Linked DNA regions of Homo sapiens: region 1 is linked to region 2. The links are chromatin contacts, found by Hi-C or POLR2A ChIA-PET in ENCODE. All regions are on one chromosome and are shown on one strand. Each heading gives the region's core, a stretch centred on a gene start or an enhancer-like site at or near the end of the contact. The rest is flanking DNA. Distances are from core to core; before and after follow the strand shown. Region 1 has its middle 19 kb from the start of LINC02695. Region 2 overlaps SYTL2 (synaptotagmin like 2).

Region 1 (3,001 bases), core at 353-2,852, 440 kb before region 2:
CTGAAGTCATGTAGGATCTAATGTGCCAGGTTCATATATCTGGGCTTTGTTCTATCCAGCCCTTCCCAATCAGGATTCCACCAGAAAAATTAAGCCCTGATGACTTAAGACATCTATCATACAAATAAATTTCTCTCCCCTGTACACCTAGAATGGTATTAACTATGTACCATCCTGGAAAGACCTGAAATAGTCACTCAGATAATTTTCTGGAGGGCTTGGTTCTCACATGGAAGCCCAGGAGAGAAAGCCTGCTAGGCAGTGCAAGCCATCCAACATTTATAGAAAGCAAGTGACATCTTCACGTCATAGAAACACTGCTTGGGTGGCAATGAGAAGAGTGCTTTAGAAATAGTACAGGCAGAGGATAAGTGGTTAACTAAACTGCTGTTGCAATAATTCAGGTGGGTGACAACCAGGGCTCAGGGTGGTGACAGTAGAAATGGAGGTAAAGGACACCTTAGAGACATTTGGGAGGCAGAATAGATGGTGTTCTTTAGTGCTGTCTTCCCCAGCTCTTTGGCTATGATATGAAATCACCAGCTCCCTCCAGCTTCAGGCTGGAACCTTCCTAAAGAGGGCAAGAAGTGGCTGGGTGCAGTGACACACGCTTGTAATCCCAGCACTTTGGGAGGCCAAGGCAGGCAAATCACTTGAGGTCAGGAGTTCGAGACCAGCCTGGCCAACATGGTGAAACCCTGTCCGTATCGAAAATACAAAAATTAGCCGGGTGTGGTGGCATACGTCTATAGTCCTAACTACCTGGGAGGCTGAGGCAGGAGAATCGCTTGAACCAAGGAGGCAGAGGTTGTGGTGAGCCAAGATCATGCCACTGCTCTCCAGTCTGGGCGACAGAGCTAGACTCCATTTCAAAAAAAAAAAAAAGAGGGCAGAAGTGCACCAGCCACAACTCAGCATGGGGGTGGGGTGTGCTGCCACTGCTCTGGACCTTATCACATCTCTGGTGAACTCTGCACACCCTGATAGCCTCAAGTTGTGACTTTTCTTCACACCCCCTCACCCTCCTGGGCATGTTGGTCCAGTCTTCACAACTGACCTTCAGCCTCATTCTTCTCCCCAGCCACACATTTCAAAAGTGCTACCCTGAACTCCACACTGCCTGGCTGGGTTCCTGACGCTTTGCTTCCCTAACCCAACTCATTCTTCCAAGGAGCTGGATCCACTCCCTGTGCTCCACCCCAGCCCTAGGAGTCCTACAGCTGATGCAGCATTGCCAGCTCCAGTCCTGCTCATTCCCAGCTTCCTCCCTATGGGCCATGTGGCTGAGGTCTTATCATGCCTTATAACTAAACTGACCGGAATTTAGGCACGTCATCACCAAGCCTCATCTGGGGCCTGTTTTCTCATTTGTAATGTGTGGGGATTGTACTAGGTGACTTCTAAAGGATCTCCCTTCCAACACTAACATCCTGTGTTTCTAAGTAGGCCAACTGTAAAAGAAGTCTGCATTGGCACAGAACAATTGAGGCTGGGAGCAAGTGAGTCAGACTCAGCAGAAATGTCAAGCTCACTGTGGAGCCAGGAGATCAGAGTGCAGCATGCCACTGGGCAGACAGGAGCCAGGGCCTTGAGCCAGAGATTAGCCTACCCAGACAGCTGTGCGGACGAGATGACGGATGCCATGGCTTGCTTATTAGTCACATTGGTGTTCAAGGAATTAACCACTTCATTTTGTGCCCTCCAAAGGATAACATTCATTTATGACCTAAAGCTATTTAGCAGGGAGTTTGTAATTCTACCTTTCTCACAGTTACTGCTGGTGATTTAGGATTCAATATTATCCCATTACTATTTTGTCCATTTGCTTGAAATTGCCATCCAATGGGCATTCACTGACCATCTAGTTTTACTCTCAAGACTTCCTAAGTCCCTCTCAGATGCCTCTCAGTGTGTGTGAAAGAAAGGGCACAGACCTTTGGAGACCTACATTTGAACCCCACAGCTACTTACTAGTCATGTGGTTCTGGAAAAGTTAATCTCTGAAGAGTGTGTGTGTGTGTGTGTGTGTGTGTGTGTGTGTGAGAGAGAGAGAGAGAGACAGAGACAGAGTCTTGCTAGAGAGAGAGAGAGACAGAGTCTTGCTCTGTCACCCAGGCTGGAGTGCAGTGGCACGATCATGGCTCACTGCATCCTTCGCCTCCCTGGTTCAAGCAATTCTCCTGCCTCAGCCTCCCGAATAGCTGGGACTACAGGCGCGTGCCACCATGCCCAGCTAATTTTTGTATTCTTATTAGAGACAGGGTTTCACCATGTTGGCCAGACGGGTCTTAAACTCCTGACCTCAGGTGATCCACCCACCTTGGCCTCCCAAAGTGTTGGGATTATAGGCATGAGCCACCGCACCTGACTAATCTCTGAACTTTTGATTCCCCATGTGTGAAATGGGATAATAATAATACCTGCCTTGCAGATTTGTAGCCCAGGTTAAAGTGTCTACTATACGGGAGGTTCTCAGTAAAGAAGTTCTCCTTTACAGAAACCCTGCTGTTTTGCATGTCTTGAAATCTCTGCCTTCAGGATTGTTTCTCTTAGGTTTGCCTGGCCCTTTCCTCTCTTTCTTCCTTAAGCCTGCAAGGTCCCTGCTGGTCCACACAAGTTTCTGCTCCAATTCCAGACCTGCAGCATGCTGAGTCAGCACTAGCACTTCCTAGCGTAGGGGCTTTTCTCCACCCCATCATGGCTGAGCAATCACAAGCCAAGAAAATCTTGATCAGAAGATAAGATCATAGCTAAAGGCTCTGAGAGCTCCATTGTCTCAGCTTCAGATGCTGTTATATAGAAGATTAAAACCCCAGTACTGTGACTCAGTGAGGGCCCAGTTAGGAGATTACAAGACACAGTGCTGAAGGGTTAAAGGTGATAAAGTAAGGATGCCTTCAAGCTACTGAGTATAGGAATTAGCTGTGGGCACACATCTCTGGCAGGCTAGGGACTAACCTTCCTGGTTCCTTCTTTCAAAGAGATGCTAGTGTCAGGGACT
Region 2 (2,923 bases), core at 310-2,809:
CTGTAAACTTTAACTGAGTATCCCCCCTCATCCCAGTTTGCCCCTATCCCAACCACAAGGTAACTGAATGAATCCTGTGTGTTTCTAATATTTTAGTGTCTGACTATGTGTTCTGACTGTTTTGTTTCTTCCTCTCTTTTTCTTTCCGAATAGCGGAAACAGACATTTTGTTTAATACCTGAATAGTCTGCCTCACTGCAGTTTTGCAAATAACATGGATTAAAAAAAAAAAAAAAAAAAAGCCAGCCTCCTGCTTACTATCTGTTGCTGCTTCTCCTGGCACTGGCTCAATTGGCCTTCGTTTATTTAGCCATTCACCAGTTATGTACCAGGCACTGTGCAAGGCACTGCAGGGGATATAAAGATGTTTGAGATACTCTTGAGGGATCTCCCACTTTACTATGCGAGGTAAGATATGTATACACAGAGGAGGTTGCATAGTAGACATGAAATACATAGCTAGGTACAGCTCAGTAAGGGAGAGACCTCATCTCTAGGAGGTAGGGACTACATGATTTGCAATATGGGCTGTTGAGGCTGGCGGCCTGGAGGCACAGGAACTGGAATTTCAGGGAGCAGAGGGAGAAGGATATAGACACTCTGCTTATCCTTTGGGCTTGGTGAGTGGGAAGGGGAAAGGAGAAAGATGGTGGAAAAAGACAGGTGTTCCACAGAGACCCCCAACCATCAGCACTTGGCTCAGGTCTTCTGATTATGTAACTGCTTTATTTACTAAGGAAGATTATGCAGAACACTCTGAGAAACTGAGCATAGCATCGACTATAGGGATGTTGTTCCTCATATCACCCACTGGCTTCTAAAAATGACATTCAAGAGAAATTGCTTTCTGGTTCTGAGCTATTGGTTGTTTTTATTATATAGAGACTGAATTATATCAGTGACTAGGTTTCTTTTTTCACTGTTTCTAGATAGCTTGATTCAAGTTTGTGCACACCTATTACAGGAATGGAGGACTCCTGTAATGTGTCTATTAGTCTTAATTCGGGCTCCATTATACATTCCTATTCTGTTCCCTCCCCTTTCCCTCCCATCCTCTATTTTCCCCCTTTCTCGCCTCTATGTAATCAGGCTGTATTTTATATCCTTCTGCTCATCTGCTATAATGCCTTTCTGGAACAATGAAAGGAAGTAATGAAAGGAAGAATGGCTTCTTCAAGAGCTCAGCCTTTTCTTGGGAGTAATTGTGTAAAAATAGCAATTGAAGTACAGAGATAAAGAAAAGAAATGAGGCTGCAGGAACATCTAGCCCATGGTTTTAGTGACAACAATCTTGGTTGAGGTTCTGTGGCCTTGGGGGCAAATTATTCCCCTCCTCTCCAGGCCTTTGGTTCCTTACTTCATGGGGAAAAGCAGGAATCTTACCCCTACCTCCACAAACTAAGGTGTTTTCCAAGCTCCTGACTCTGTGATGCCACTGAGAGAACTGGTGGTGGTAACAGGACACGAAGGCTTCAGCCAATAGCAACTTCACCTCCTGTGCCTGAGGCAAGACCACTGGAACAGGAAGTCTGAGCAGGTTGTTCCTCTCCCCACCCAGGGCCTCCGTGACCCTCTTTTGCCCTTCTCAATCAACAGTCAAGGGTGTGGTGGTTCTGGAGGGAGCCTGCTCACTTCACTTGTCTCCACTCACTCTTGCCTTACTCTCACTCTGGTGCTGTCCTGTCCCTGGGATAGGGAATAATTCTCTAGAGAATCCTTCTTATTCTTCTGCACCAGCTTCCTCTCCTAGCCTGCTGATAGCTTTCCACTTCAGAGGCATAATTTATGATTCCTCAAAAGGTGAGGTTTTATTCTCTGAATTATTGTTTCTTTTGCAGTTCCAGTGTGGTAAATCCAGCTTCCAGTGTGATTGATATGTCCCAGGAAAACACAAGGAAACCAAATGTGTCTCCAGAGAAGGTAGACTGAGCCCAGATTTTGAAAATCTTGTATTTGTTAGGAATGCCATTTTTCCTCATTGTGTCAAAGCACCACAAAATAAAGAGAATTTTGTAGTACAGTTTTTTGGTACCAAATACAGGTAATTTTCACTATTTTAAGAAGTCACTAGTTTAAGAAGTCACTCTCATGGTGGAAAAAGTGGATGGATACCATGTCATTGCATTGCTGAAGACCCAGATTTCTTGCCCTAGAGGGTAAAAAGTCTGAAGCTATTTGGTGCTGCTGCTTTTTAGCATATGGAATAAGGCTTGTTAGTTCCATGTCAGTCCTTATTCCTATATTCCTATGCATAGCTTCCTAAATCTCTGTTAGAGATCTGCTTCTGGGAGAGAATTGCTAATTTATTAAACTATAGACAGTAAACATTGTTATTGATTCCTATATTAATTTTTAAAACCTCTATTGATACCATTTTTATCATTAGAATTGATGATAATAATAATGACTATGAAGCACTTCAAGATACCTAAAATGTCTCCAAAATCTTTAGGAAAGGTCAATTACAGTTGTATTTTGTACACTTGTGATCTAGCACACTGAGAGTCTGGTATGGTAGAAGAATCACTGGTGGGACTCTGACCTGATTAGAGACCCAAGTTTCCTTTGACCTTGATCTGGTCTTTGCTATATCCGGGGCCAAGTTTTTTCACCTGTAAAATGTGGGATTTTGATTTAAGTGTCTGATTCTGAGCTAACTTTGTAGGACTCTGGCTTTGCATATATTTTATATAATTTTTAAATGGCATATATGGTAACTCTGTGCTAAGCAGATTAATCAGGACAACTGTTTTTCAAACATGCCAAATAATGGAGTTTATGGGATAAAACTATCAAAATTGAAGATAATAGGCATTTGCCAACACTGAGTTGCTGTCATGACATTTAAAATAAGTTTAATAAACAATATTTGTCCCCAGCAGAGGAAGAATCCGTTTAATAGCTCCAAGTTGCCAGAAGGTCA

Evidence for each region. A loop is a pair of places that touch in the nucleus more often than their neighbours do. ChIA-PET counts read pairs that join two places held with the same protein, here RNA polymerase II (POLR2A). Pooled maps may share reads with other maps.
Region 1: a loop to region 2 is called in a map of endothelial cell of umbilical vein, with 3 times the contacts of the local background. The contact joins two enhancer-like sites. A Hi-C loop is called at or near these places in 1 of 168 maps with a recorded cell type or tissue (endothelial cell of umbilical vein) and 1 of 50 pooled maps. POLR2A ChIA-PET finds 5 or more read pairs at or near these places in 2 of 52 experiments (T-cell and activated T-cell).

Annotation. Positions count from the first base shown.
Region 1 is chr11:86,172,797-86,175,797 of GRCh38, reverse strand. No RefSeq gene overlaps it. Among named protein-coding and RNA genes, the nearest start is that of LINC02695, 19 kb to the left of the region's middle. RefSeq lists a cis regulatory region at 823-1,320. Within about 2 kb of position 1,602, at least 23 of the 41 ENCODE cell types and tissues checked have a DNase peak (open chromatin) inside an H3K27ac peak, as active enhancers do; they include endothelial cell of umbilical vein, where a contact is called at or near this core.
Region 2 is chr11:85,736,572-85,739,494 of GRCh38, reverse strand. It overlaps SYTL2 (synaptotagmin like 2), which reads left to right. Exons shown (of 20, transcript NM_206927.4): 5 at 1,839-1,920; 6 at 2,880-2,923. Among named protein-coding and RNA genes, the nearest start is that of CCDC89, 52 kb to the right of the region's middle. Within about 2 kb of position 1,559, at least 7 of the 41 ENCODE cell types and tissues checked have a DNase peak (open chromatin) inside an H3K27ac peak, as active enhancers do; they include endothelial cell of umbilical vein, where a contact is called at or near this core.